Regions from separate parts of the Homo sapiens genome. Here region 2 is linked to region 1. A link is an interaction called in ENCODE POLR2A ChIA-PET data of the cell type or tissue named here. Cell type or tissue: endothelial cell of umbilical vein. All regions are shown on one strand. Each heading gives the region's core, and the rest is flanking DNA. Links, peaks and the distances in the headings are about the cores only. Region 1 holds the start of AZIN2 (antizyme inhibitor 2). Region 2 holds the start of TMEM54 (transmembrane protein 54).

Evidence for each region. ChIA-PET counts read pairs that join two places held together with the same protein. Peaks named below come from ENCODE experiments on the same cell type or tissue, not always from the same donor. Only the 100,000 strongest peaks of a DNase experiment are listed, where the experiment ranks them.
Region 2: POLR2A ChIA-PET joins it to region 1 with 5 read pairs; 4 of 35 experiments call an interaction of 5 or more read pairs at or near these places.

Annotation. Positions count from the first base shown.
Region 1 is chr1:33,079,405-33,094,138 of GRCh38, reverse strand. AZIN2 (antizyme inhibitor 2) reads right to left here and starts at 12,986. Exons shown (of 12, transcript NM_052998.4): 1 at 12,845-12,986; 2 at 12,631-12,751; 3 at 12,327-12,538; 4 at 11,785-11,961; 5 at 10,012-10,185; 6 at 1,917-2,089; 7 at 723-857. The coding sequence starts at 11,889. LOC105378635 (a long non-coding RNA gene) reads left to right here and starts at 13,143. Exons shown (of 3, transcript XR_947163.2): 1 at 13,143-13,218; 2 at 13,812-13,940. RefSeq lists enhancers at 1,184-1,841, 9,544-10,043 and a silencer at 12,765-13,024. In endothelial cell of umbilical vein, for the core only: a CTCF peak has its summit at 7,593 (motif pointing right); a DNase peak (open chromatin) is centred at 7,598; H3K27me3 peaks cover 192 bases.
Region 2 is chr1:32,890,335-32,905,068 of GRCh38, reverse strand. TMEM54 (transmembrane protein 54) reads left to right here and starts at 3,680. Exons shown (of 6, transcript NM_033504.4): 1 at 3,680-3,846; 2 at 6,750-6,943; 3 at 9,100-9,159; 4 at 9,326-9,514; 5 at 9,630-9,764; 6 at 10,190-10,474. The coding sequence starts at 3,831. The coding sequence ends at 10,264. It overlaps LOC105378632 (a long non-coding RNA gene), which reads left to right and starts at 1,869. Exons shown (of 3, transcript XR_947161.3): 1 at 1,869-1,962; 2 at 2,237-2,399; 3 at 3,142-3,412. HPCA (hippocalcin) reads right to left here. Exons shown (of 4, transcript NM_002143.3): 3 at 11,440-11,545; 4 at 10,423-11,304. The coding sequence ends at 11,207. RefSeq lists silencers at 3,551-3,690, 11,897-12,076 and an enhancer at 9,055-9,653. In endothelial cell of umbilical vein, for the core only: no CTCF peak of the experiment used is centred there; no DNase peak of the experiment used is centred there; H3K4me3 peaks cover 1,113 bases.

The sequences.
Region 1 (14,734 bases), core at 5,038-10,037:
GGCACACCTAAGTACAGAATAAATGAAGCCCTATATTAGGTAGTTCATTGTTCATTAGGTAGTTCATTATTACTCCTTCCATATCCCTGTAAGAAAAGAGGCACACAGCTGGGTGCAGTGGCTCACACCTGTAATCCCAGCACTTTGGGAGGCCAAGGCAAAAGGATTGCTTGAGCCCAAGACTTTGAGACCAGCTTGAGCAATAAAGTGAGACCCCATCTCTACAACAAATAAAAATTAGTCAGGTGTGGTAATGCACGCCTGTGGTCACAGCTACTTGGGAGGCTGAGGCGGGAGAGAGAATTGCTTGAGCCTGGGAGCTCAAGGCTGCAGAAAACCATGATCATGCCACTGCACTCCAGCCTAGGTGACAGAGTGAGACCCTATCTCAAAAAAAAAAAAAAAAAGAAAGAAAGAAAAGAAAAGAGGCCCCTCAAGAGTGTAGCTGCAAAACCTTTGTCCTACAGGCTGGTAAGACTCCCTCAAAGCCAGGTCTCTGGATGGAACTTCCTGGGACAAGACCTTCTGGGGACCCTGGGACTGGGGAAGGGACCCTTCTAAACTTCCTTTTCAAACAGAGGAAATTCTCAAATGGAAGAATTCCAGGCCCAGGGACAGGCCCTACTCAGAGGCCCTGGGGAAGGTCTCATATAGAATTAATTCCTGGGAAAGAGGCAGGGAGCCTGGTGTGGGAGGGGATGGCAGGGGTTCCCAGTGCTCACCTCACACCCACCACCTCCACATGGTGCTTCTTCGCATTTTCAAGCAGGTGTCTGCAGGATTTCAGTGACACTCCAAACTTTAGGCTCAGGCAGCTCAGGGAGTGGGAGTCATCGGTAGCAATGCACAGAACCATCCTGATGAGACACGCAGTGCCCCTCTGCTGGACAAACCCTGTCGCCCCACCCCAGCCACATCTCTCAATCAAGGGCTGTGAGCTACATGGCTCAGAGCCACCCAACCCCACAGGCTCCCTGACCCCTCCCTCTCCCTACACAGCCAATCAACCTTCAAGTCCTGTCCAATCCATTCTCTAAATGTCCCTGACCCATTCCTGCAGCCCCTGCGCCCTGGTCCAGACCTCACCAACTCTCCTGGGGCAGCTCCAGTCCCTCCAAATCAGTCTCCACACCAGTTAGAGCTTTCAAACTTGTCGTGTATGAGAGGAACCATTTTTAAACAAAGCCTTAAGGAGAACCCATTAATACGATGGAAGCTGCTTTGGATGGACTGGAGTGGCCCATCACCTGGCCACCCCCTTCACCCCAAGGCCCCTCCTGGGAAGTCCAAGGGTGTCCAGTAATCATGTAAAAGGCACAGCCAGAGCAAAACGTCCAGCCCTGACCCCTTCGAAAGTCCATTTGCATCGGCTCCCCGCCCCCGACCAGGATCTCCTTCACCCCCTACACATAGCATGCGTCAGCCACACTAAGTTTCTGCTTACGCTTGAATGTCCCATGCTGTTTCCAACCTCAATGCATTTGCTTACGCAGTTCACTATTTATGCCCCCTCCAAATTCTATTCATTCCTCAAGGCCTGCTTCAAATGCCACTTCCTCCGTGGAGCCTTCCTGACCACTCCCTCGACTCTCTCAAGCCTGTGACTTTGGCCTCCATAACACATGGGTCTCACTCTGCCTAGGGCTTTAACCAGTTATTTCTGCCTTTGTTCTAGCTAGACCCTAGCATCCTGGGTTCAGTCCAGGAGTACCTGCCCCAACCTCCTGCAACTGTGGCTGGGTCCAGGACAGGGTGACCTGCCCCAGCTCCACCCCCTCACCCCACCCCCCCCTTCACTCTGAAGCCCAGCCTTCCCTCAGCCCAGCCTCCCCACAGCCCAGCCTCCCCACAGCCCAGGCTCCCCACAGCCCAGGCTCCCCACAGCCCAGCCTCCCCATGAGTGGTTCTCAGCTTACTTGGCACTGGGGTGGCTCTTTACCACCTTTGCCAGCTCCATCTCATTGTCAAAGCTCAGCAGCTGGATCCCATGCTTGGCAGCATATTTGATCTGTGCAATTTGCTTACAGGGGTTGGCGCAGATGATCTTACTGGCAGGGATTCCAATATGCTGGACCAACTCCATCTCTGCCTATGGGGCCCCAAAGGTGGTTGTAAGGAGGCACCAGGGCCTGCTAGCCCACGGAGCCCAAGGAAGCACAGATGAGGGCAAAGTCATAGCTATGCATAGGGAGGCCCATAACAGTGGGCCTTGCTCTAAGACAACAGATACATAGATATCAGGACTTACATGGATTCACCATTCTTTGATAAGCAGGGCTGCCATGTACAGCCATGCGGGTGGTACACTGAACAATCCTGGGGGTGGGGAGTTCCCATTCAGAATGAATACAGAGTAGATTTGTATATTTATTAAAACTTCCTGGCAGTAAAGCATCTCATTCTAAGAAAATCAGTATATTTATTATAACAATTAATTGTCTTAAGGAAAGGGTACATTTTCTAATTTACACAAAGGCATTATATGGACTCATGGTAGCCCTGACAACAGGCTTCTGACACATTTTCCTGGCAAATTTAAATGTTTAAATATTACTTGGAAAACAGTATGGAGGTTCCTCAAAAAAAAAACTGAAAATAGGACAGGGCGCAGTGGCTCACGCCTGTAACCCCAACACTTTGGGAGGCTGAGGTGGGCAGATCACTTGAGGCCAGGAGCTTGAGACCAGCCTGGGAAACATGGCAAAACCCCATCTCTACCAAAAATACAAAAATTAGCCAGGCTTGGTAGTACATGCCTGTAGTTCCAGCTACTCAGGAGGCTGAGGCAGGAGACTCACTTGAACCCAGGAGGCGGAGGCTGGAGTGAGCCGAGATCACATCACTGCACTCTAGCCTGGGTGACAGAGCCAGACTCCATCTCAAAAAATAGAACTACCAACTACCATATGATCCAGCAATCCAATACTGGGTATACATCCAAAGGAAAGGAAGTCAATATGTAAAAGAGATATCTGCACTCCCATGTTCAGTGCAGCATTATCCACAATCGCCAAGATACGCAAGCCACCTAAGTGTCCATCACAGATGAACAGATAAAGAAAATGTGGTCCACATACACAATGGAATATTATTCAACCTTAAAAATGCAGGAAATCCTGTCATTTGCAGCAACATGGATGAGCCTGAAGGACATCATGTTAAGTGAAATAAGCCAGGCACAGAAAGACAAACATGCATGATCTCACTTATATGTGGAATCTAAAAATGTCAAACTCAGAGAAGCAGCATAGAATGGTGGTTGCCAAGGGCTCGGGTCAATGGCGAGGGGGCAGTGGGAAGAAGTTGGTCAAAGGATACAAAGTTTTAGTCAGGAGAATTAAGTTCAAGAGATCTAATGTACATCATGGTGACTATAGTTAATAACAATATATGGTACACTTGGAAATTGCTAAAGAATAGACCTTAGGGGTTCTCACCACAAAAAAAGGTAAGTATGTGAGTTAATGCCTAATTAGCTTGTTAACCATTCCACAACGTATACATATATCAAAACATCATGTTGTACACCATAAATATATACAATTTTTATTTGTCAGCTTAATAAATAACAAAAGCACTGCTGGTGTATTAGAAAGTCCACCAGACCAAGGATCTTTTGGACAGAGATCACCCCACTCCAAAGGCCTACTCTGTGCACGGCCCTGCACTGGGTGTGCAGGGTGTGCGGGCTCAGCCCTGCTCCTCTTGGGGCCTCCTCTTCATCCCCTTTACTCTAGAACCTGTGGGCACCTGATTGCTGCATTAATGATATGAACAAATGATGATGATGATGATGACGACAGCAACTGTGTTCATTCAGCACCTACCACAAGCAGGCCCTGAATTAGATGGTTTACATCGGGTGTTAGCATACTTTTTCTATAAAGAACCAGAATAAATATTTTAGGTTTTGCGAGCCACACAGTCTCTGTCACAACTTCTCAACTGCCTTTGTAGCACCAGAACAGCCACAGCCAAAGCATAATTGAATGAATGTGGCTGTGAGTCAATAAAACTTCATAAAATTAGGTGGTGGACTGGATTTGGCCTTCCATCCGTAGTTTGCCAACCCCTACTTTGGATTCACCCTTTTATTCAGTCCTTGCCAATAACCCATTCAGATGGGTATTAGCTCCAATCTACAGAGAAGGAAACTGATGCTCAGAAGGGCTACGCAGAAAATAGGTGGCAGAACGAACTTTCGAACTCAAGTCTGACTCTCCACGAATAAACAAGAGAAGAGAGAGCCAGTTTTGAAACATGGTGAGAGGCATAAGAGTCATTTTTAGCCATCCTGATTTTGTAATAAGAGTCTAATTTTAATTTAGCAACTTTTCAGCACTAGATATTTATAAGCATTATTTCATTTAATCCCAATGACTATGCTATGAAATATTTACTGGCTACATTTTATGGAGGACAAAATTGAGTTCAGTGAGGTCCACCTGTCTGTGGTGACACAGCCAACCAGTAGCAGAATGGGACACAAAGGTCAAGCTCCAGAGCTGGGCTTGCTGCCACCACAGCTTGCTTCCCAGGGGCAGATGTGGCCTACCCCGAATCTGAGTGGATGTGGACCTGTGTTTTTGTTCCCTGCCTCACCACGTGAGGTGAGAGGAAGAAGCAGTGTTAGCACTTTAGCACTTTGGGGACCTGTGATTGAGCTTTGATTATAATTTTTTTTTAAATATATATATTTTTTAATTAGAGACAGGGTCTCACTACATTGCCCAGGCTGGTTTCGAACTCCTGGGCTCAAGCAGTCCTCCTGCCTTGGCCTCCCAGAGTGCTGGGATTACAGCTGTGAGCCAAGGCACTCAGCCTAATTATAAATATTTAAATAAGTGTTGTCATTCATTGAAGGCATATCCTATGCCAGTCACTGCATTAAGTATTTTATATACATTCTCATTTAACCTTACTAATAATCTTATAAGGTGGGGAACAGAGGCTCAGGGATGCTAAGTGATTTGTCCAAAATCACACAGCTTCTAAGTGGCACAGATGGGATTCTAACTGTCAGACCTTAGCACACCAGCTCTTAACCTCACTGCTGTAATGGGGAATGCAACCTCAATGCTGCACTGACGGGTATTTTTGAGCATCTATTGAGTTGCCAGGCTCTGTGATAGGTGTTAATAAAACAAGTGGTGACTAAAGCACATAGGGTCTCTGAGACCATGGAGCTTTCAGGTTGGTGGGAAAGATAGGCAGGGCAGTCCCAAATGAGCGCTGAATAATGATGGAATTACAAGTGGTTAAGAGCTGGGAAGAAAAAGTACGTGCTGCAAGAGACCTGGGTGTGAGAGGCAAAGGACAACTTCAGGGTTAGATATTTAAACTGAGCCCTGCAGGAGGCCTCAGCCAGGCCAAGAGGGAAGGAAAGAATCTAAGAATCTTTCCAGTAGAGGAAGTGGTCTGTGCAGAGGTTCTGAGGCAAGCAGTGCTGAGCACTTCAGCCTGATCAAGGAACAGAGAATGCTGCAGTGGCTCAAGAAGAGCAAGTTAGTGCAGTGAGGACGATGAGGTCAGAGGGAGAGGGGCAGAGCTGCCAAGGAAACATGTTTTACCCTGCATGTGATGGGAAAGAGTCTAAAGGGTTAGGAAGGGAAACGACATGGTCAGATTTGCATTTTAAATATAAGGTCTACATGTCTATCTGGCTACCTGAAGGAGGGCCCAAGGGGATTCTGGGGGAATAGACAGTGACAGTCAGTGGCTATCACCATCGCCCTGGGGGAGATGACAGAGCCAGCTCCAGAAAAGTGGGGAGATGTGTTCTGGAGGTGGGACTGGCAAGCTGGGTGATAGATTGCATGTGGTGATGAGGACGAGGACGTCAGAGGGAACTCCCACACCCAGCAGACTGAGGGGGCCCTTCATGACGGGGAAAGGGGACATCAGGAGCACATTTGAACATGCCGGGTTCCAGGCATCTCCTCGTATCAAGTCAACTGGATATATAGGTCTGAGCTGGAGATTAAAATGTGGGAAGCAGTGGCATATTGATGGTATTTAAAGCCATGGGAGGAGATAACCCTTCTTCTGAGAAGAAGGAGGGTTTACAAGACAGGGAGGCCTAGGAATTCAGAAGAATGCTACCATTTAGAGAGTGGCAGAAGATGGGGAGAGATGGTACCCGGGACCTGCAGAGGTGAGGATGGAGAACGTTTCCAAGGGATGGAGAGCAATATGCAGATTAGAAAGCTATTCCTGTAAATGCAAATCTCGTCTCACAGCGAGACATGTGTCTGGACAGGAAGGAGCTGTCTCAGCTATAAGAAGTGCCTGATGAGGTGGGGTCGAAGCAGTGTTCTCTTTCATCTTATACACTTCTGAAGCCTTTAAAAGTAGGACCATATGTTACTGTTGAGTCTTTTTTTTTTTTAAAGAATGCATTGCCAGTCGGGTGTGGTGGCTCATGCCTGTAGTCCCAGCACTTTGGGAGGCCAAGGCAGGTGAATCATGAGGTCAGGAGTTCAAGACCAGCCTGGCCAACATGGTAAAACCCTGTCTCTACTAAAGAAACAAAAAATTAGCCGGGCATGGTGGTAGGCACCTGTAATCCCAGCTGCTCAGGAGGCTGAGGCAGGAGAATCGCTTGAACCTGGGAGGCAGAGGTTGCAGTGAACTGAGATCACGCCACTGCACTCCACCCTGGGCAACAGAGCAAGACTCTGTCTCAAAAAAAAATATATATATATATGGCTGGGTGCAGTGGCTTATGCCCGTAATCCCAGCACTTTGGGAGGCCGAGGCGGGTGGATCACCTGAGGTCGGGAGTTCGAGACCAGCCTGACCAACATGGAGAAACCCCATCTCTATTAAAAATACAAAATTAGCCGGGCATCGTGGCACATGCCTGTAATCCCAGCTACTCGGAAGGCTGAGGCAGGAGAATCACTTGAACCCGGGAGGTGGAGGTTGCGGTGAGCCGAGATTGCGCCACTGCACTCCAGCCTGGGCAACAAGAGCGAAACTCTATCTCAAAAAAAAAAAAAAAATACTACATATCCACCAAAACCATCCTGGTGATTATCTATGGAGACATAAAGCTGATGTCCTAGTTTCTTTTGGGGTGAATGAATCAATGTGTTATTTGCATGTATTATTAGTTCACAATCCATGTTTAAAGTAAAGTGCTCACTGGATGTTGGTAAGTGCTCACTGGGGATGTTGGTAAGAGAAAATTCTTTGGAGTAGTGAAAGTGGAGGCTGGGAAGCAATGGCTTAAGGAAGGAGTACTGAAGGAAAGAAAAAATGGGGGCAGACAGGCAAGTGCAGACAACTTGGTTGAGTTTGGTCACGAAAAGAGAGCAAGGGATTGGGCTGGAAGAGGATGTGCTGCCCAGCAAAGGCTTTTTAAGATGGGAGGATGCTGAGGGAGACAGAGGGCAAGCGATTGGGACAGGAGAGATGATACAGTGGTCCTCGGGCAGGTGGCTGGGTAGACCAGAGTCCCCGAGCAAGCTGTGGCCCTGGCCCCCGTCCAACGCATGTCTGTCTGCACATCCAGCCCTAGCTTACGCCAGGCCCTTGGTCAGTGTCCACTAAGGCACAACGCTGTTAAGCATGGCCACCCACTACAGACGACCAGAAGAGGGCAGCCTTGGCCTTCCAAGAAAAGCTGTAAGTCGGGGAGCCACCTCTCCAGAAGCGCACCAAAGGGTCTGCATGATCCCATCACAGGGAGGGGGCTTAAGTCTCTCCTCGCCCCTGCAGTTGGCTGAGGGCATCCATCACTGGCTGAATCCCAGCTCAGCCATCCTCTCCCCAGCCACCTTGGAAAAAACAGAGTCCAAGGCAACTCAGCAGGACTCAAGCTGCCACCACCCTGATGCGGAACCTCCATCTCTCATTTCCTTATACGTTAAATGTGTCCTCACCAGGCTACGGTCAGAATCCCCATTAAAAAAAATAGTAATTACCTCACAGGGCTGTTGTGAGAATAAAATGAGATCGTGTACAGAAAACACTTGGCAAAGTACCTGACACAACAGACACACTCAGCAAAGGGCAGATGCTTCTCCAGTCCCCGCTGTCATCAAGGTCTCTCTCAGCCTTAACACCTCACTCTGCCCTTTCTTCTACAGAACCAAGCTCCTCCCCCTGGGGTTCCTGAAGCAGAAAACTCTAGGCAGTGGGGTTTGGTCCTGTTCTTCACCCTAGACCTCGGGGACTGAAAGGATCCTGCTCCTTTTCATCCCACGTGGAGGCCCAGGGCACCGCAGGAAGAAGTGGGAAACGAGGACGTCCTGGCTCTGCTACCCACAGATGGCTGACCCCATGGTTTCCTCAACTGTAGAACGGCAGTCTCTCCCACTGTGTGCCTCACAGAGCTTCGTGGAAGACATGCACAAAACGAGGTGTGCAAAGCATGAACTAGCCCAAAGATAAGAGGAAGCACCTCATCTACCATGAAAGGCATTAACATTCGGTCCCTGCTACAGGTTAACCTGCTCATTCTGACCATCCCGGCCAAGTGCACACCTCTCCCCAACCTGGAGTCGCTCCAGCCCTGTCATCCTGCCCAGGACTCCAGGAGTCCTTTCTAGAACTCTCCTCACAACATCCAGCCATATTACGCAACCATTACTAACCACCAAGAAAATAGTGCTAATGACAATATCACAAAGCAGTGCCCACTGGACTTGCTCCCACCTCAGGGCCTTTGCACCTGCTGTTCCTGCTGCCTGAAATGCCCTTTCCCTGGTTATCTACCTGGCTTGATCCCTTGGCTCTTTTGGGTCTGTATTCAAATCTCAGTGAACCATTCCCTGGCCAAACTATCTAAAAGTACAATCCTCTCTCCCAACATTCCTTACTTCCCTTTCCTGCTTTCTCTCTACAGCATTTTCCATCTAAAATACTAAATATTTTCTTTATTTCATCTTTTTTTTTTTTTTTGTAAACAAGCTCCATGAAGGAAGGGCTTTTGTTGTTTTATTTTGTTCACTGCCAAATCCCCACCTAGAATAATGCTTGGCCTCAGAAGAGATGCCCAATTAATATTTGCTGAATCAATAAATGAGATACTTTCAGCTCTACTTAGTTGAAACTTTATAGCTTAAATGCTTTTATCTAGCAAGGACAGAATAGAAATAAATAAACTAAGCATTCAACTCAAGGACAGCAGTCTATCAATTCTGTATTGCTAGCCCTGCCTAGCACAGTGACTACACGCTGTAGGAGTTCAGTAGATACTGAATGACAGTAGATAAGTAAAGTTAATCTAAAGTGGCTATGCGCGGTGGCTCACGGCTGTAAACCCAGCACTTTAGGAGGCTGAGGCGGGTGGATCACCTGAGTTCAGGAGTTTGAGATCAACCTGGCCAACATGCTGAAATCCTGTCTCTACTGAAAATACCAAAAAATTAGCCAGGTACGGTGGTGTGCACCTGTAATCCCATCTACTCGGGAGGCTGAGGGCAGGAGAATCACTTGAACCCGGGAGGCGAAGGTTGCAGTGAGCCAAGATGGCAACACTGCACTCCAGCCTGGGTGACAGAGCAAGACACCATCTCAAAAAATGAAAAAAATAAATCTAAAGAGAGCAGGAGGGAATGAAGACAACAGCAGAAATCAAATTAGAAAGACAGAATTGGTGGCAACAACAAAACTACAAGGACTAGTTAAGAAAATGCACCGCCACACATTATTATGATTATAAAAGGAAAAAGAAAAGAAACCAACAATATGGAGACGCTTTTGTTTTAATTAGAAGAACATCATGTATAGCTCTGTGCCAAACAAATTTGCAAATCTCCATTAAAAAGATGAGCTTTCTACCAGGGACAAAGAAGATTCCAATCTGGAACTTCAAGGCTGACAAATTCCATGCTCGTTTCTCCCTCCCTCATCCCTTGAGACCCCTCCTGAGTGGGTGGTCTTCCCAGAGGGCAAGGACCAACTACAGGTACCTCTTGCTCCCCAGAGCCCACCTGGACTAGCCTGGCCATGTGTGTGTTCAGTGGGCATGGAGGGTCAGTGCACCGTGCGGGCAGGGCTCACCTTGTTGGCACAGCTAAAGCCCAGCCCCAGCTGGGCCAGAACCTTCAGCACACCTGGGCTGCTGTTGCACTTGACAGCATAAAAGGGCCGGACTCGTGGCAGGCACTTCAGAAAGCAAAAGTGCTTCCTCACTATGGCACCCAGGTCAGCCACGAAGAAGGCAGCTACCTCGTCCTGAATGACAAGAAGTGGATGAATGTGAGACCCCATCCAGCTCGCACCCTGTGCATGCCATCCGTGATCCTTCCAAGTACCTGACCCAGGTTCAGTACTGGCCACAGAGCTACCCTGCTGCTAAGTTTTCTGGGCCTCCCCAAGCCTACAGGGCAGAAGGCAAACTCCTCAGCCTGGCATTCAAGGCTCTGATCTAGCCCCAATCCCTCCCCTCAATGCGGCTAAAACTCCAGCTGTAGGCTGGATCATTTTCCCACCTTCAAACCTTTGTTCCCACCATGTCCTGCAGAATACCCTCCCCACTCCTGTGTCTGGCAAAATCCTTAAAGTTTCACTCAAATGCCACCTTCCCCAAACCAATAAGGCAACTCTGCTTTTAAATGCTCCCACTGCATTTGCATATGCTTCCAAGGTATCAGAACTGCATATGCATCTGTCCATTCTAGAAAAGGGTAAACTCCCTAAAGGCAGAAGCTATGACCTACAGCTCACTGCCTTCCAAACACAGGTGCTCAATGAAGCCTTAAGCTAGTCCCACTGACACTGCAACCTATCCCTATGGACAACTGTTCATTGTAGATGTGCTAAAGGCCAAACATGTATGAGGCTGTGGGTGAGACCACATTACTTAAATGTGGAAGGGACCCTTCCAGAGTTGCTTCCCTGGGACTCAGTTTCCCTTTCATGCAACACTTTTTTACTCATGCCCACTTGGTGCCAAACGTTATGCTAAGGGACAGAGATGACCAAACAGTACTGTTGTTCTGAAGGAGCTTGGGTCTGGAAGAAAAGGAACCCCTTAAGTACTTACAAGTCCATTCAGCAGATGTTAGATGGCAGTTTCTACAAGGTGCAATGCAGGGGCATGGAGAAAGAAAATAGAAAATCTGCCTGGGGCGATCAGGAAAGGCAACACTGATGAGAAGCAAGGAATGACTAGAAAGGGGTAAAGAGGGGAGAGGCTGAGAGAAGGATGCTGCAGGCAGAAGGAACAGCCTGGGCAAAGGCATGGTAATAGCATCATTGGGCACACAGCATCATTGGGAAATGCAAATTGAGTCATTCAGCTCCGAAGGAGCATAATATATACTGTGGGGAAAGCTGGGAATGGGGCTATGGAGGCAGGGAAGCTCTGACTTGATCCTGTAGGCAGTGGAGAATTGCCAAATTCAGATTTTGAACAGGACTATGATACCTTTGGAGGGGGTGGCATGAGACCGGGAGATCAGGGGGCCTTTGGAGAGAGGAAGACTGAACTAGAAAGCGAGGTTCCACATAAGCACACTGGAGGCTTATTTAAGGAGGCAGAATTCACAGAGCTTGGTAATGCCTAGATGTGGGCGGTGAGGGAGAGGGGGCAGCAGGAAAGGAATCCCCCGTTTCTGACCTTGGAGGGCTGGGTAAAAAGGCAACATAGGAGGGGCAGGTTTGGGGGCAAGGACAAAGAATTGGGGATAAATTGAGCCCCTCTCTTGCAAATAGCAAGGATTGCGTACCAAATAAGCGAAAGGATAAGATGAGGGCCCTAGGGACCCTTCCTGAGGAGGCAGCTGATCTGTACAGGGGACCGGGGACCCACCCCCATTCCCAGCCCCTCACCGTGGTGGCCTGTGAGGCCCCCAGAGTGAGTTCCTTCAGCAGGTCTCGGGTACTGAAGCCCTCCTCCACCATCACAAAGTCCGATTCACTCAGGTAGCCAGCCATGCCTTGCAGGAGGAGCTGACGGGCTGGATGGAGCCGCTGCTGCAGCCGCCGCCTTAGAAAGTATGCAACACACTGCGGGGCGAGGGGAGATGAAGGGAACCGCTGGGGGGCCGGCTCTGCTGCCCCACTCGCCTCCCGAGGCCAGGGATCCCAATCCCGTCACAACCCGCCCCCAGCACAAGCCCGGGGTTCACTGGGCAAGGGTGGAGAAAGTCAAGAATCCCGGATTTCAGACGGAGACAAGGCACCGTATGCCCAAATGTCACTGCCTCTCCGAGTCAGTTGCTCCCTCTGTAAAATGGATGAATTGTTTTGGAGAGCCTTCCCAGTTCTGAAATTCTGGATTTCAGGAAAGAGTGAGAGAGAGATGGAACAGAAAATCTGAGAAACTTGGGTGGGGAAGTTTCCAGGGCGCCCCCAGTCTTGACCACGCCCACCTAGAGGGTAGCCGGTGGCCACATCAAGGCGTCTCAGCCTAAGAGCAAGAGCTTAAGTTCGAGTCCGCTCTCTACTGCTTGACCTCGGGTACCCTCTGACCCTTTCGGAGCCGCAGTTTCCCCAATTGTAAATGGGGGCTGGACTGATCCTGAGGTGCTAGAATTCTAGGCGTGCCTGGGGACGCCACGCGGTGGGTGGGGGCCGCAAGCTCCTGGGAGAGAACGGAAGGCCGAGGTTTTTTCTGTCCGAGTGACTCCTACAGAGTGCAGGGCTGAGGTCCCCCCAACCCCCAGGGCCCCTTACCAAACTCCGTCCTCCTTCGCGGGGGCCAGAGCCAGGCGCGCTGCTAGGGGGGGTCGCCGGTGACCTCGAAACTTGTGCAACACCCCGAGGAGGAGTGGCAGTTGCGGAGCCGAGGCCTCTGCTGACAGGAGGCAGAAGGGGCAGGGAGGCAGGTCAGCACCAGGGCGGAGGGCGTCCGCTCCCCGAGGCTCCCCAGGCCACTTTCCGCACTCGCCTTAAAACGCATTTACACGGCTTCGGCCCATAGGTCTCCCCAGGGAGTGAATCGGATCCTCGGCGCCTCCGCTCTCTCGCTTCCCCGGGCTCGGGTCCCGCGGCCTGCGCCCCGCCAGCCCAGCAGCCACAGACCCCCACGCCCCGCCTTCCGCCCGCCGCTGGCTTATATAACCCCGCCCAGGCCCCGCCCATAGTGCCGAGGCCCTACCTCCGCTTGGCCGTAGCCCTGGCAACCGGGTGCCGCCATCCCATTGGTCGATTCCGACATAAAGCATTCAGCTCTGCTCGCCCTTACTGTAGTCTTCTCCCCCGGAGGCCTGGCGGTGGCTACCTCACGCTGGAAGTCAGAACTACAGGGCCGCCGCCACGCAGGTGAGACACTTAGACCCTGCATCTTAGGTCTTAGAGAGTGGGCAGGACCAGGAAGCCTTTTCTGCCTCTGCCTCAACTTACTTCGTGGTCCAGCTCTTGTCTGCGTCAGGAACTGCTCACTCATCTCTCGAAACCCGGTTCCAATGACATGTCCTTGTATTACTTTTGTAATAAAATTCTTTTTATTTAATTGCCTCTTCCAGGCATCTTCCCCGACTCCAACTCAAAACGCATCTAAAATGTCTTCAGAGAACCTTTTTGTGACTTTCCCAGTTCAGGGCAATCCCTCCCTTTATCCCATCCTGTGAACCCGGCAAACTCTTACTCATCTCTCAATAGAAATGTGTCTCCTTCTCCAAGAAGCTTTCCCGGACTTCCTCAACTCAAAGCATTTCTTCTATACCGAAAGCTGCTGCTCACCCATCAAAGTCCTGTATAATGTCACCTCTGTTGAACCTTCCATGACTTGCCTGGCCCCAAGGAACACAGCATTTAGTCTGTCTGGACCCCTCACTCATTTGGTTCTTGTTACCCATAGCGTGAGATTCCTGTTGTTATTTTACACTTCTTGTTTGGTTACACTTTGCATCTAGTTTGTGATTTCCCAAGGGCAAGGACTGAATACCCTGCTCAAGAGCCTGGTGCCTGGCATAGACAAGAATGCTGAGGAAGATTCAATAGCTGTGTTACTCAAAAGCTGATATAAAAGTTCATCTGGAAAAGTAAGTGTACAAGAACAGTCAAGACACTCTTTTTGCCCAGGCTGGAGTGCAATGGCACGATCTCAGCTCACTGCAACCTCTGCCTCCTGGGTTCAAGCGATTCTCCTGCCTCAGCCTCCCAAGTAACTGGGATTATAGGCGCATGCCACCACGCACAGCTAATTTTGTATTTTCAGTAGAGATGGGGTTTCACCATATTGGCCAGGGTGGTCTTGAACTCCTGACCTCCAGTAATCTACCCGCCCCGGCCTCCCAAAGTGCTGGGATTATAGGCGTGAGCCACCGCGCCCGGCCAAAACTACAGTCTTTAAAACAGTATGGTGCTGGAGCAGGAAGAGACAGTGGTAAAACAGAACAGGGTCTACAACAGTCCCATATACATTGGAGATTGGTACACAATGGAGGCAGCATTTCAAATCAATGAAGCCAAAGGGCTTTTGGTCTACCATATGTCTTCATGTCCCCTGCTAGGCTGTGGGCTTTTTTTTTTTTTTTTCTCTTTTGAGACAAGATCTGGCTCTGTCACCCAGGCTGGAGTGCAGTGACATGACCTCAGCTCACTGCAACCTCCACCTCCCAGGCTCAAGTGATCCTCCAACCTCGGCCTCCCAAGTAGCTGGGACTACAAGTGCATGCTACCATACCTTGCTGATTTTTGTATTTTTTGTAGAGACAGGGTTTCGCCCTGTTGCCCAGGCTAGTCTCAAACTCCTGAGCTCTAGCAATCTGCCTGCCTCAGCCTCCCAAAGTGCTGGGATTACAGGCGTGAGCCACCATGCCCAGTGGGCTGTAGA
Region 2 (14,734 bases), core at 3,228-8,227, 190 kb after region 1:
GCAGCCTGAACCCACCTTCCCAGCTAAGCAGCCCCCTGGGAGCCCCTGCCCTGGGGAGATCCAGCTCCCAGCTAAGTGCACGGGCCACACCTGGTTGTTAAATGTACCAGGAAGATAATTGCTATTTGTATTTCTCTGGATAGCTTCCAATGAACTTTCATATCTCGCAAGTCATTGATGGCTCAAAAAATCTGGGAAACCTGGAAAGAAAATCATTATCCCCATTTGACAGATAGGGAAACTGAGGCCCAGGAAATGGCAGTGAGCTGCCAGGATATCACAGTGAGTTGATGGAGGATAAGGAACTAGAGCTCAGACCTGGAGTTCTTTCCAGAACCTCAGGCCAGCATGCAGAGGGGTGGAACAGAGGCCAAGGCTTGCCAGGTAGCTGGCACTGATGGACTTTGGCCACATGGCAATGAGGAAAAGAAGTGGCAATAGCTTCAGACCACTGAGGTTGGCTGACGGCTGGGAAATTATGGTCTGGAGAGAAGCAGGTGGAAAGTTTTCCTTCCTCAGAGGTCCCAGAGGGCAGGCACACTCCTGGGGACTGTGGCTCTCCCCACCCCCAACACACACACACTCAGAAGTCAGGAGCAGCCTCACAGTCAGACAGGTCCAGGTTCAAGTCTCAGCTTTACCACCAATATATGTTGTAGGGTCTTTAAAAAGTCCTTTACCTCTCTGGGCCTCAATTTTCTCATCTGTAAAATGGAGTGATTATCTTTAATTCTGTGTTGTTCCAAGGATAAAAGAGAATCATCATCTATGCATCTGGAAACAAAAGCATTTAAAAGGTCCCCAACCTAATTCCAGAAGGCTCCAGCAGGGGTTAGAGTAAAGAGGACTGCCTGACACTGACTGATAGAGAAGCCACATCCATGCACACACATGAGGTTTGACATCGGCTTTGCAGTGACCACCTGTGCTCTCCGGGGCAGCCCCTGGGAGATGGGCATTGGCATCACAAGCTGTTGGTGGAATGAGGGCAGGGCAGTGGTGATGAAGGGGCCCTTCCTTTCTTTTTATTTTTTCTTTTATTTTCTTTTTTTTTTTTTTTTTTTTTTTTTTGAGACAGAGTCTTGCTCTATTGCCCAGGCTGGAGTGCAGTGGCACAATCTCGGTTCACTGCAACCCCCGCTTTCCGGGTTCAAGGGATTCTCCTCCCTCAGCCTCCTGAGTAGCTGGGATTACAGGCGCCTGCCACCATGCCCAGCTAATTTTTGTATTTTTAGTAGAGATGGTGGTTTTGCTGTGTTGGCCAGGCAGATCTCGAACTCCTGGCCTCAAGTGATCCACCTGCCTTGGCCTCCCAAAGTGCTGGGATTACAGGCATGAGCCACTGCGCCAGGCCGGCCCTTCCTTTCTTTTCAACAAAACCAAGGCATGAATTCATTCTAATACTCCAACTTCAACCATACAGCCATGTGTAAAACAAAAAGCAAAATCCTTCCCGTCACTCTCCTGCATCGCTCTTGGTTATCACTTTGGTGCCATTGCTTGCTATTAGGAACAGTTTGTCCACAAACACCATTAGATGCATGCATATCTTTGCACTCTGGTGCGTAGGATAAAGATCTACAAATGGAATTTCTGGGCCACAGTTACAAGTGTCTGAACATTTTTTTTTTTTTTTGAGACGGAGTCTCACTCTGTCACCCAGGCTGGAGTGTAATGGCCCGATCTCGGCTCACTGCAAGCTCCACCTCCCAGGTTCACGCCATTCTCCTGCCTCAGCCTCCTGAGTAGCTGAGACTACAGGCGCCCGTCAACACGCCGGCTAATTTTTTTTTTTTTTTTTTTTTTTTTGTATTTTTAGTAGAGACGGGGTTTCATCGTGTTAGCCAGGATGGTCTCGATCTCCTGACCTCGTGATCCGCCCACCTTGGCCTCCCAAAGTGTTGGGATTACAGGCATGAGCCACCGCACCCGGCCACAAGTGTCTGAACATTTATAATATGAGTAAGTACTACCCAAATTGCCCTACTAAAAGATTGTCTGAGGACATCAACATTCCGATGCCAGCCCGATGTCTTCATAAACTGCCCCCATCTTCCCTTCCACCTGACAAATATGTCTCCCCACCCGGAATTCCCTGCACATTATCCCCCTTCAGACAGCAGGTGACAGGGAAGCAGCTCTGCTGGGGGGTTACCAGATGGGATGCCCCGGGGGGCTTCCTAGGAGAAATGGCTCCACTTCCTCCCATGGTGTTAATGCGTTCTCCAAACTCCAGAGGCTCTACATCTGACCCAACTGCCCAACACACACAGCGCCGCAGGTGTCAGCACAGGTGTGCAGAAAGACACACAGACAGTGGACAGCCCCCAGGACAGGCTCCAACCAAGCACCCAGAGACAGCCAGCCAGCCCCTGACCTCTGGGACACTGCCCAGTGGGGTAAGTGGGGCAAGCTGTGAACAGATGTTGCCCAGTTCCCATAGTAAGTGCCTCCAAGGACCGAAAGAGCCCAGGGAGGTGGCCACGGTGTGGCCACTCTACAGAACTTGGGCACAGAGACCCAAGGGGATTCCAGGCTCCTGCCTACTCCACCACTTCCAGCTGGTGGTCTTGGGTGAGTGGTCTGTGGTCTCTGAGCCCAAAGGTGCAGGAATGGTACCTATGCCAAAGGGATGCTGAGACTAACAAGGGACCTCACTGGGGTCCATCCTGACACATTAAAGGGCTCAGCAACCCAGAGCAGTACTAATAAAGCTCCTACTATGTGCTCTTGCTAGGTCTACACTTTGTCCATACAGACAGTCTGGAGAGTTTCCAAAGCGTGTTGTTGTTGTTTTGTTGTTTTGAGATGGAGTGGCGAGATCTCAGCTCACTGTAACCTCTGCCTCCCGGGTTCAAGCGATTCTCCTGCCTCAGCCTCCAGAGTAGCTGGGATTACAGGCTTGCCCCACCACATCCGGCTAATTTTTGTATTTTTAGTAGAGACGGGGCGGGGGGGGGGGTGCGGGGGTGTTTCACCATGATGGCCAGGCAGGTCTCGAACTCCTGACCTCAGGTGATCTGCTTGCCTAGGCCTTCCAAAGTGCTGAGATTACAGGCATGAGCCGCCGCGCCCGGCCGAAAGCGCTTTCTTACCTAATTTTTGTATCCTATTTTGTCTCACCACGACCTTCGGGGACAGGAATTATCCCTGATTTTCCAAGGACGGAACTGAAGGCCCTCCCGACTAAGAAGGAGACTTAAAGCGCCTTTTTCAGCGTGGAAGACAAGACTCGCGGGCGCTAAAGGCAAGCGCAGAGAGGGGAGGCGATTTGCCTGAGGTCACACAGCAGGCAGGGGCAGACCCCAATCCCCAGCAGCTCTTTCACTGCCCCTGCTGCCCCTCTCCGTCCCAGCCTTGGGCCCGGGGGCTTTCCGCCCAAGAGCCACACCCAAGTCACGGTAACCACAGCTACGCCGGCAACCCCCAACTTGCCGCGGGCCCGCGCGGGGCGGCTCCTCAGAGCCTCAGTTTCCCTTTCTAGAGCGGGCCCGCCGCCGCCGGTGGGCTGAGGGAGGGCGGCTCGGCGCCGGGCGGGCCGGGCGGGGCGGCGCCTGACTCAGCGGGCGGGCCATGGGCTGCTCAGCCGGTCCGACCGGCCGGGAGGGGCACGAGCCGCGGGGGCGCTGCGGGGCCGGGCGGCCCGGGGGGTGACGGGAAGGGAGGCCGGTCCGGCGCCGCCCAGCCCCGGGCTCCGGGCGGGAAGTGGGCGAGCGCGACGGTGCGGGGCGCGCGGGCGACGGGCCAGCGGGATGGGAGCAGGGTCCCCCGGCGGCCCGCAGCCTCGGGAGCCGCGCTGAAGCCGGGGGCGGGACCAGCGCGGAGCCGACATGTGTCTGCGCCTCGGTGAGCGACTGGGGGCGCGCGGGAGGCCCCGAACCACCCCAACCCTCCCACAGGAGCGGAGCACTGAGCCCGGAACCCGAGCCCCCAGGGGGCCAGGCCACCTGCTCTGCCTCTAACTTACTACGAGGCCGGGGTCGGGTCACTTTCCTCTCTGGGCCTCAGTTTCCCCAGCAGTGAAATGGAGGGGAGGAGCGCTGCGGGTGTCTTCTCGATGTGGCTGTAGCGTCTCTTACCCTCGCCCTCTCTTGCCTTTCCTGCGGAGGCGCACGACTGCCCTCGGGGACCCCCGGGTGGGCGGCAGAGGAGACGCTGGAGAGAGCAGCCCCATCTTACCCAGAAGGGACCCCGGGGCCAGGCCTCAGCTTCCCCACCCTTACAAGGGGCTCCCACTTACATACTCTCCACTCTCCCGAGGCCAGGAAGGAAAGCCGTGGGCAAAAAGGATCAGCAGCGGGGGAGCGGGACTAATGTGCCCCCTCCTTCCACTGCCTGGGCACGGTGATGCTGCTTGTGGGCAGCAGAGTCCTGGGGCATCCCCGCTGTCTAGCCGAGAGACCTTGTGAGCCTCAGTTTCTTTGTCTGTAAGAGGGGGACAGTAGTTCCCACCTCCTAGGACTACTATGAGGATGAGGGCAGCTTCTAAGAGTAAAGCGCTTAGCACCTTGCCGGCTGCGCTGCTATGCGCTCCCACAGTGGTAAGACAAATGAAGCCAGCTGGGCTTCATCTGGGAGGCAGCACTCTGGGAGGCCGAGGCAGGCGGATCGCTTGAGTCCAGGAGAGACTAGCCTGGCCAACATAGTGAAATCCGTCTCTACAAAAAATTTAAATAAAGAAAAAAAAATTTAGCCCGGCTACTCAGGAGGCTGAGGTGGAAGGATCACCTGAGCCCAGGAGGCAGAGGTTTCAGTGAGCCACGATCAGGCCAGTGCACTCCAGCCTGGGCTACAGAGTAAGACCCTGTCTCAATCAATTTAATTTAAAAAGTCAAGGACTGCTCCAGGCTCAGTCCAGTGCTCCAGGCACAGCCCCATGCTGGCACCGTGCCTCCTCTTTGACCAAAGTCTTGGTCCTGGGATGCTGTTGTTATTGAGTCCAGCCCTCAGCTGGAAGGTAGACACCGAGCTCCCAGGTAGGTGGGTGGAGGGGGTGAGGTGGGTCAGGCTCCTGCGCTGAAGCTGCCATGCCCCTTCCTGCTTGGCTGGCAGTCCATCTTCACAATGCTATTCCAGTCTCATGGTGCCTGTCCAGCCCATCGTCTGCCCTCTGCTTCTGCTAGACCTGGTTCAGCTCCAGAGGGTCCTGCAGTCTCCAGGGGTCTCAGACACTGGCTGGACCAATGCCTCCCCATTTTATAGATGTGGAACTTGGGGCCCAGAGGGGAGGGGCTGGTGCATGGTCACACAGCAAGTCTGTGACTGAATAGCCCCATCCCTTCCTGCTCCCTGGGGACTGTCTCTTGGCACAGCTTCAGACAGATGTCCCAGAGCGTCCAGTGTAGAGATTTCATTTTTTTTAGACGGGGTCTCTGGCTCTGTAGCCCAGGCTGGAGTGCAATGGCACGATTATAGCTCACTGTGGCCTCCACTTCCTGGGCTCAGAAGATCCTTCTGCCTCAGCCTCCTGAATAACTGGGACTAGAGGCATGCACCACCATGCCTGCCTAATTTTTTATTTTTATCTTTTTGGTAGAGATGGGATCTTGCTATGTTCATCAGGCTGGTCTTGAACTCCTGGCTTTAAGTGATTCTCCCACCTTGCCCTCCCAAAGTGCTGGGATTAGAGGCATGACCACTGTGCCCAGCCTCTTTTTTTCTTTTTTTTTTTTTTTTTCAGCTGCAGAGCTACCGTATATTAAATATGACCAAACCGCTCTACCACAGATGAGGAGAGGGAGGTCTAGGAAGGGACTCAGAGTCACATCCCATCAGAAGCAGCTAAAGAAGGGGATGTTTAGTTCTAGGGCCTGACCACAGTCTTCAAGTCTCAGAGCTGGCTCTAGTGAGGGGCTGGCAGGGCCAGGGGGTGTGGTGTGTCTCCTTGAAGGCAGAGCTAGGACTTATGGGCAGATTTCAGACAGCAGGTCGGGAGCCGGCATGTGCAGGTAGGGCTGGGCAGCCACTTGGCCACTGAGAGCATCTGAATGAGTCCCAGTGTTCTTTTGATCCCAGCTTCCCCCACTCACTCCATCCTGCCAGGTTCCCCCTGCACTGAGAGCTTGCTTTTCCCAGTACCCTCAGGGTACACCACACTTTCCCATCCACTTCCTCATGGACCCACTGAGAGACAAGGTTCTTCTTCCCATTTTACAGATGGGGACATGGAGATTCAGAGCCTTGAGTTACCTCCCCAAGTCACCTGGCTCTGGGCAGTTCAGTTCAGCAGCAGTGTCAGCATCTGCTGTGTACCAGGCCCTATCCGTGAATCTGAGTACCAAGCAGGGCCCAATTCCTGCCCAATGAACTCTGGCTCCTTGTGGCCTGGAGAGTGACTGTGGAGCTCACCGTCGTACCCCAGGGCCTGGCACAGAGCAGACACTCTGTGAACATGTGTAGTGAACACACGAATCAGTGAATGGGTAGCTTAGTGGGAGGATCTCGAAGTCTAGAGCTAGAGACCTGAGCTAGCGCCCCCCACTCATGACCTTGAACACTAACAAGTGCTACTGCTAAGAGCTACCTGTGTGCTTGTCCAGCCTTAGAGTCCCAAGGATTCTCACAAAGGCATCCCGAACCCCTTTTATGGATGAGGAGACCAAGGCTCAAAGAAGACAAGTTACTGGCTCCAAGTCATTCAGAAATACATTTAGAACCCAATGTCCATCACTAGGGCCAGGGCCTCAGCTTCCCCTTCTGCCCAGCAGGATAAGCCCCACGCACAGCCCTGACATAGCTGTCCCCCACAGGAGGCCTGAGTGTGGGCGACTTCCGGAAGGTGCTGATGAAGACAGGCCTGGTGCTGGTGGTGCTGGGCCATGTGAGCTTCATCACAGCTGCCCTGTTCCATGGCACAGTGCTGCGCTACGTGGGCACCCCTCAAGATGCGGTGGCTCTGCAGTACTGCGTGGTCAACATCCTCTCTGTCACTTCCGCCATCGTGGTATGGCCAGGCTGGGAGGGTGGTTGGTGGGAGGAGGCTGGAGGGGGCTTGAAGGGTCTTCAACAGGTCCCCACCCAGAGCCTGTGGTGGTAAGCAGACAGCCTCAAGGACTAACCCTTTGTCTGCCACTTACCAACTGCCCAAGTCACTCAACTTCTTCATCTATCAAATGGAGATGGTAACAGTGTTTACCTCTGAGGGTCCTAATGGGTACTGATGAGATCATCCACACAAAGTGCTTAGCAGAGTGTCTGGCATGGCATGTTGTTAGCACCCACTACTGTGAGCTAGGATGATTATTACATCGAGGAATAGCCACAGCACCACTGGACAGAAGAAAGGAGCAGGAGGTGAGCTTGGGAGGGTGCCGGAGGGTTTCACAGAGTGCAGGCCTCTGACCTGGGTATTGATGGATGAGCAGGAGTTCACAGACAGGCTGCCATGACCAGAACCTACATATTGGCATGCTGAGGCTAGCATAGGCAGGAAAGGAAGCTGAGATGGCATTCCGAGTACAGAGAATGGGAGACGGGAAGGTTGGAGGTGGAAATGACTAAGATCTGTTCTGGAGATTCTGAGAAAACCAATTTGGCAGGAGCTTAGCATTAGGCCCGGTCTGTAGCAACTGCTCAATGAATGGTAGCCACGGTTGTGACCAGATATCAGTACCTGTTTGACTAGCACATGAATGGAGGGGTCTGGTAGTCTCAAGTTTCTAAAGCTCTTTCTTGCCGGTCAGCACAAGTGGCCACAGCCTCGGGGGAAGATCCTCCCGCACATCAGTGTCTGAGTTCCATCCCTGCCTTCTCCTGGCTGAGGGACTTATTTCTCTCTCTAGGCCTGTTCCTCCCTTGCAAAATAAAGCTCAGACAGCCTGCTGGCCTCAAGGCTTGGGAGAATGGGAGTCATAGGTCCCAGCAAGAAAGAGAGGCTCTGTTGGTGGGACAGGGCTGGGATGGGCGGATGTGTGCAGGGTCCTTGGAGTTCCTCTAATACTGTTGTGAGGAAGGCAGGGAAGGCAGTGAGCTCAGGGCGAGGAGGTCCACCAGGATGGACTTTGAGCTGGACCACTTCAGCCTTCCCCTCACTTACTCGGTTAATCCTCACTTCTCCCAGCAACTGGGGGCCATTATTATACCTGTTTCACAAAAGAGGAAACCAAGACTCAGGGATTCACCCAACCTCCTGCTGATACACAGAAGCCAAACCAGATTGGAAACTATTTGTGTCTGACACCAAAACCAGTGTCCTTTCTGTCAGCTCATCCTGCAGAGTGGGGCTAAGCCCACAGAGATGAGGCACTCTGTTGTGGCTCTCATGTGAACTAAAGACATGCTAGGCCTGGAACCCAGGACCCCGTCATACCACCTGCCTCAGATGGGTCCGGCCCAAGCCTGGTCCAGTGAGGAACATCAGGAGGAAGGCTGGCTGGGTGGACCCCAAAGATCCAGAGGGCAGCTGTTGGGCTGAACTGTGGGGTAGCCCCACCCCTTGGGATCGAGGCTGGTTAGGGAAACGTGTGCAAACCTGAGCAGGGCTTGCAGGATCCACACGGGCAGAGGAGCAGGAAGGTGAGAGGGTGCATGGGCAGTGTCCTGAGCAGGCTGTGTATGGGCATCCACATCCAGAGCAGTGAGGGAGGAAGGTAGCCCAGGTAGGGCTGAGAAGCCAACAGGGTTGGGGCTGGGATCTGGTCACTGAGAGCCTGGAATCATTGAAAATACTCCCAGAGATTTAAAATTCTACTCCATAACATGTCTTGGTTTGTTTCAATGTAACAATTTTGATTTTAGTTCCTTGCTAACTGGGTTAGTTTCTTCCACAATCTTTTTCATTCCAGAAAGGGGTGTCCCATGCATACCCTGGCATGCCCCGGTGGCCCCAGGATACATGAACCTGCTTGAGACACAGGCTTAGGAGTGGGGACTCATGGAAGGTTGTAGAGAGGGAGTGACTGTTTTAGAAACATCATGTCAGGCTGGACTATGAGGAGGCAGATGGAGATGTGAGGCCCAGGCTAAGCAGCAGGTGAGGGGTGGGGGAGTCTGGAGGGCAATGGTTGGCGCCGGTGAGATCATTATCCCAGAGTGGCCCTGATCCCCCTGCCCCTGTTCCTCCAGCCAAGGAGTCAGGGCTGACTTGAGCCTTCCCTACAGGTCATCACTTCAGGCATCGCAGCCATCGTGTTGTCACGCTACCTCCCTAGCACCCCCCTGGTACGTGGTGCCTCCTGGGATGGGGCTGTGAGGGAAGGGTAGGGGCAGCAGCCACCCGCCAAGGGCCTGGCCTCCTTGGAGAGGGTAAGGCTGACCCTCAGGGAGGCCAGAGCTGCCCATGGGGGCCAAGCACGACGCCCATTGACCAGTGGCCTCCCCCGTCCAGCGCTGGACAGTGTTTAGCTCGAGCGTGGCCTGTGCTCTCCTTTCTCTGACCTGTGCCCTCGGCCTCTTGGCCTCCATCGCCATGACCTTTGCCACCCAGGGCAAGGCACTGCTGGCTGCCTGCACTTTTGGGAGCTCTGAACTACTGGCCCTCGCACCTGACTGTCCCTTCGACCCCACACGCATTTATGTGAGTACCTAGGCCTGGAGTAGGGGCACCAGGCCCTCGCACGGGTGGGAAGGGCTCTTGGAATCCACCCTCCACCCCCAACTCCAGCCAGCCATCTCTGCCCCATGCCCCGCAGAGCTCCAGCCTGTGCCTCTGGGGCATCGCCCTAGTGCTCTGCGTGGCGGAGAACGTGTTTGCTGTACGCTGTGCTCAGCTCACCCACCAGCTGCTGGAGCTGAGGCCCTGGTGGGGGAAAAGCAGCCACCACATGGTAAGTTCCCTCCACAGCCCTGACTCCCCGAATTTCCTGGGAGCCCCTGCCAGGGTGCCCAAGCTGCTCTGCCCCACCCCTATGTATGGGCCCCCACCTTGAGAAATGGGGCAGAAGTTTTCTCCCCAGGAGCAAAGGGAGAGGCCTGGAGGCTGGGAGAGGTGAGATCTCCCAGCAGAGTCACACAGCTGACACCTGGCTCTCCTAGGGCCCAGGATGAGTCTTGAGGGAGGGGCAGGGGTGTCTGGGCTCGCACTGAGGGCATTGCAAAGGTCAGGCCTGGCTCTTGCAGTGGAGTGGGTAGTGATGCCCCTTTGCCCCCAGAGAGCCTTCCAGCCCTCACCTCCTTCCATTTCCCGGATGTCCTGGAGGAGGAGACCCAGGCTGAGAACCAGTGGGTCTGGCAGCCTCCTGTGTCTCTGCAGATGCGGGAGAACCCAGAGCTGGTGGAGGGCCGTGACCTGCTGAGCTGCACCAGCTCTGAGCCTCTGACCCTCTGAGAGATGATGTCCTGCCCAGGCCCGATGGCCACTAGGACCCTGCAAGCAACTCTGCTCTGTGACCAGGCCAGGATTCCTGGAGCTGGCCTGAGAGGGCTCAATGGACCCTCGGGGACCCAAGTGGGGCTTTCAACCCTCTCCCCCACCACCCAGCCCACTGCACTGAAATGAGACTTTATTCTGAAATTATTAAAAAGAACAGAGATGCTCCATTTGGCTGCATGCAGGGGGGGCGGTTGGGGGGACAGAGGGGAGGACAGGGGCTCAGCCAGGGGGACCGTGTCTCTTTCCCACGCAGGACACTGTGCATGGGGCTCTGGGTGCATCTGCCCATCTGTCTATGGGCCTGTGTGTGTGTGAGAGGCCAAACACAGAGAGCTCCGTGGGTCTGTGTGTATCCAAGTGCTAAAAGGCAGGCTGGCTTTCTGGGGCCCACAGCTGGCGGGCTAGTATCCTGGAAGGTTTCACTTGGTGGCTTGGCCTAGGGACCAGCAAGGGCTGGGGTGGGAAGGGTGGCTCAAGGAAGCCTCTTTCTCCAACTCCACACCCCTAGAATCCTTCTCTCCCCTCCAGATAAAAAGTCTCCTCCCCTGGGCATGACTCCCCCCACCCCGCAAGCTGAGACCTGCAAGAAGGGGACTGCCCCTTTGGGGGAGGGGTCGGGCCTTGGGGCTGGTGGGTGGGTAAGGGGGCCTGACTGAGGGGCAGACCAACCCAGCCTGTGTCTCTATTGTTGCCTCTGGGATTGGGGGGTGCTAACCGCTTACTTGCTTTGGCCTGGGGGTACCGCAGGGTTCCCTTTTCCGGAAGCCCCCCACAGGGCAGACCCGGGGAGAAGGGCTTCCCCAATCTGGCCCCCAGCCAGAATACACACAAGGGAGTGGAAGCTAAGAGCCGGGAGGGGGCCGGTGAAGGGAGGGAGGAAGGGGAACCTGGCTCCTCTCAGAACTGGGAGGCGCTGCTGGGGTCGCACTGCAGCAGACGCACGATGGACGGGTCGCTTTTGGCCCCGCGGATGAACTCCTCCAAGGACAGCTTGCCTGCAGGGCGAGGGGAGCGGTGATGGGGGAGGAGGCGGCAGCCTAGCGAGGGGAGGCGGAGCGGGAAAGGGAGGCAGGGAGGGAGGGAGGGAAAGGCGCCCGCCCCGTCCACCCCGTCCCGCCCCTGCCCCTCACCGTCGTTGTTTGTGTCCATTTGGCGGAAGATTTTCTCAGTCCTCTTTTCCGGGGTCGACTCGTCCTCCGGCATCTTCATCACGGACGAAACCATCTTGTAAATGGCCTGGGGGCGGGAGGGGAGGCGGGGAGTGAGAGGAGCCTGCCCGAGCCCCCACCCGCAAGATTCAGAGGCGCCCCCGGGCTCTCTGACGTTTGCTGCCCCCGCCTGGGCAAGGTGGAGTGGGGAATCACGGAGGCGTGGGGAGCCGAGGGCTTCGGGAAGGCGTGTCCGGGAAGGCCTCCCAGAAGAGAGGGCTATCGGGCGGGCCCTGCCGCGCTCCCTTGGAGGGCTGGGTGGGAAAGGAGCAAAGGCGCCGCAGGTGGAAGCTCCGAGCGGGCGCAGGGGTCAGGAGAGATGTTGGAGGACACCGGGGCCCGACAGTGGAGGGCCTGGAGCGGCGGGCTCAGGAGCGCGTGCCCCGGGGCACGCGCGTCGGGGGTAAGTACCGGGCTGGCACCCGGGCCCAGGGCGGCCCGCGCTCGGTGGTCGAAAGGGGGCGCCGGGCCAAGGGGGCGGCACTGCGCTGCGGGGCCGTCTGCTGCCGGCAGGGGGCGCGGCGCGGGCTGGAGGGCCAGAGGCAGCTGGGCCCAGAGGGGCGGGGAACAGTATGCAAATGAATGCAAATGAGCATCTGCAGCGGGCAGGGACCGCCAGGCTTGGCTAGGCTGGGCTGGGCAGAGGGCGGCAGCCGCCACGTGCAGTAGCTCCCGAGGCGACGTGAAAGAGAGTTCTTGCGCTAAATGTACAGAGCACGTAGGGCTTGGCCTGTAGCCTGGGTCGCAGTGCCTTGGAGCTCAAGGACCGAACCTGTCTCCTCAATCTTCCAGCTTTACCCGACCGACACTTCCTCCAAGAAGCCTCCCTTCTCCCATCCCATAAACTTCTGCTGCCTCAGATCCAGCTTCAGCCTCCACACTGGTCTCTTCCAGCCTCTGTCCCTCGGGTCTGTCCCCCATGCTGCCTCTGAAAGCTCTTTCCGAACACAGATCTCCACTGTTACGTCCCCAGCCTGCACACCACCCCCTCACTCCCGTCACACACAGGCCTCCTCTTAGGCCCGCCTTGCACCCAGCTCCTGCTGCTGCTTCCCACTTCTCCTTGGGGCTCAGTTTACAAGCTGTTTTCTTAGCGAGGTCTTCTCCAACCCAGGCTGGGTCAGGGTGCATATGGGCCCAGAGCCTGGCGGACTTTTCCTTTGCAGACATCTCTCCAGAAGTAATTATGTCTTTGCAGGGTTGTTCCTGCAAACATGGACGTCTAGCTAATGCCCATATCCCCAGAACCTGGGACCAGGCAGGGACTTCCCTATTTAAAAGCCATTGGCACTTCCCACTGCCCTCTGTACCAAGTTCAAACCATTCAGCCCTTGGGATTTAAGACGCTTTACAATCTGTCCACTGCTGACCCTCCTCCATCAGGTCTCCCCTGGCTGGGTGATTCTGCCAACAGCCAAACACCCCTGGCCCTTCAGATTCTCCAGCATTTACAGTCTTTGCCTGGAATAACGATACTAAGTACCACTTATCAGGGGCCCGCTCTGTGCCAAGTACTTCACATGCACTATTTCTAAACCTCACGCAAGCCCTGAAAAACAGGTATCATGATCCCCATTTTCCAGATAAGAAACTGAGGCTCAGAAGGAAATTGATGGCAGAGACTCGATTTGTACCTGTTCCCTCTTAGCTGCTGGAGGGATGCTTGGGCAGTGTGGGGTGGTGATAATCAGCAGGGCCTTTAGCATTAGACCCGGTCTGTAGTAACTGCTCAATGAATGGTAGCCACAGTTGTGACTGGATATCACTACCTGTCTGACCAGCACATGAATAGAGGGGTCTGGTAGTCTCAAGTTTCTAAAGTTAGATGGACCTGGAGTGGTGTCCTGGTTGAACTACTCACTAACTGTGTAGCCTTGGACATATATGTATCTGTGAGCCTCAGTTTCCTCAGATTAAATGAGATTATGTGTGAGGAACCGTGGCTGGCTAGAGTGGGTGGTCAGTAAACAGCAGCTCATATTATAGTCATTATTCATCCTCCACATCCTCAAGTCTTCCCTGCCACTCAGTAGTCCCCTGGTTCCCAGATGACACCTTTACACCCCTGTCACTGAGCTTGTCAGTGTGACCTACACATCTGTCTCCCCCACCAGAGTGGGAGCCCCAAGAGGCGCAGTCTCTTCCTCTCCAGTGTGTCCATTACCTGGCAGAGGGCTGGGTCTTGAGAAGAACTGGGCCAGTGACCAGTAACCCTGTGATAGCCTTCTCCTGGGCCTCCTAACTAATTGTCTGGAATTGCTGCTTACTCATGGTTTCATGGGAGCCAACTTGTCATTAATCAGGCACTGGGGCTTGCAGAGCTCTGTGTGCACCAGCTGTCTGGGGCCCCCGGGCCGCCCTAAAAGAAGCCAGGGTCTGGATAGCAGAGGCCACCAGAAAGGGGTCCTGAGGATGCCCAGGGAATGGGTCTAGCTTGACTGACACCCGGGCGTGGTGGCTCCAGCAGGACTGGGGTTTACCAGTACACACCAGTGCAACACACTAAGTGGTAAAATGCCAACATTCCTTCAGATAGTCAGTACCCAGCTGCTGTCCATGTCCGGGTGATCCTCCACCATTCTGGCCACCTGGCCCTACCATCAGGACCCCCAGATCCCCCTACCATCAAGCAACTAAAGAGTCAAATGCCTGGCTCACAGGAGTCCATGGCAAACATTAGGGCTTTCCCCTCTCTAGCCATAGGTATGGGGAGGGCATCACATCTCCACCTGGAGAGAAGACCCAGACCTTAGCAAGAGGAGAAGCCAAAGTCAAGAGTCCAGCAGTGGCTGGGGCAGCAGTCTGTGGAGCTGAGGGACCAGAAGGGAAAGGATTCAGAGATGCAGAAGGAAAGGGGGCAAGAGCTTGTGCAAAGCTGCGTGACAGGATTAGTCAGGGCACATTTCAAAGATGCTGAAAAGGCCCTTCTGGCTAGAGCAGAGGATGTGCAGAGGAGAAAATAATAACAGACAATTGCTAATGTCTACCAAGTACCAATTATATGCCAAGCCTTCCGCTCAAGTCCTTATCTCACTCTATCCCTGCAATAGCCTTGTGAGGCAGGGGATTAACACCCCCACTTTACAGGTGAAAAAATGTGTAAAGCCTTAGGAAAAAGGCAGATAAAATAGAGCCAGAGCCCTGGCCATCTTCAAGGCTGGGCTGAGGGGATGGGTGGTTTCTGAAATAAAGCTAACATGCAGCACACTTAAACTTG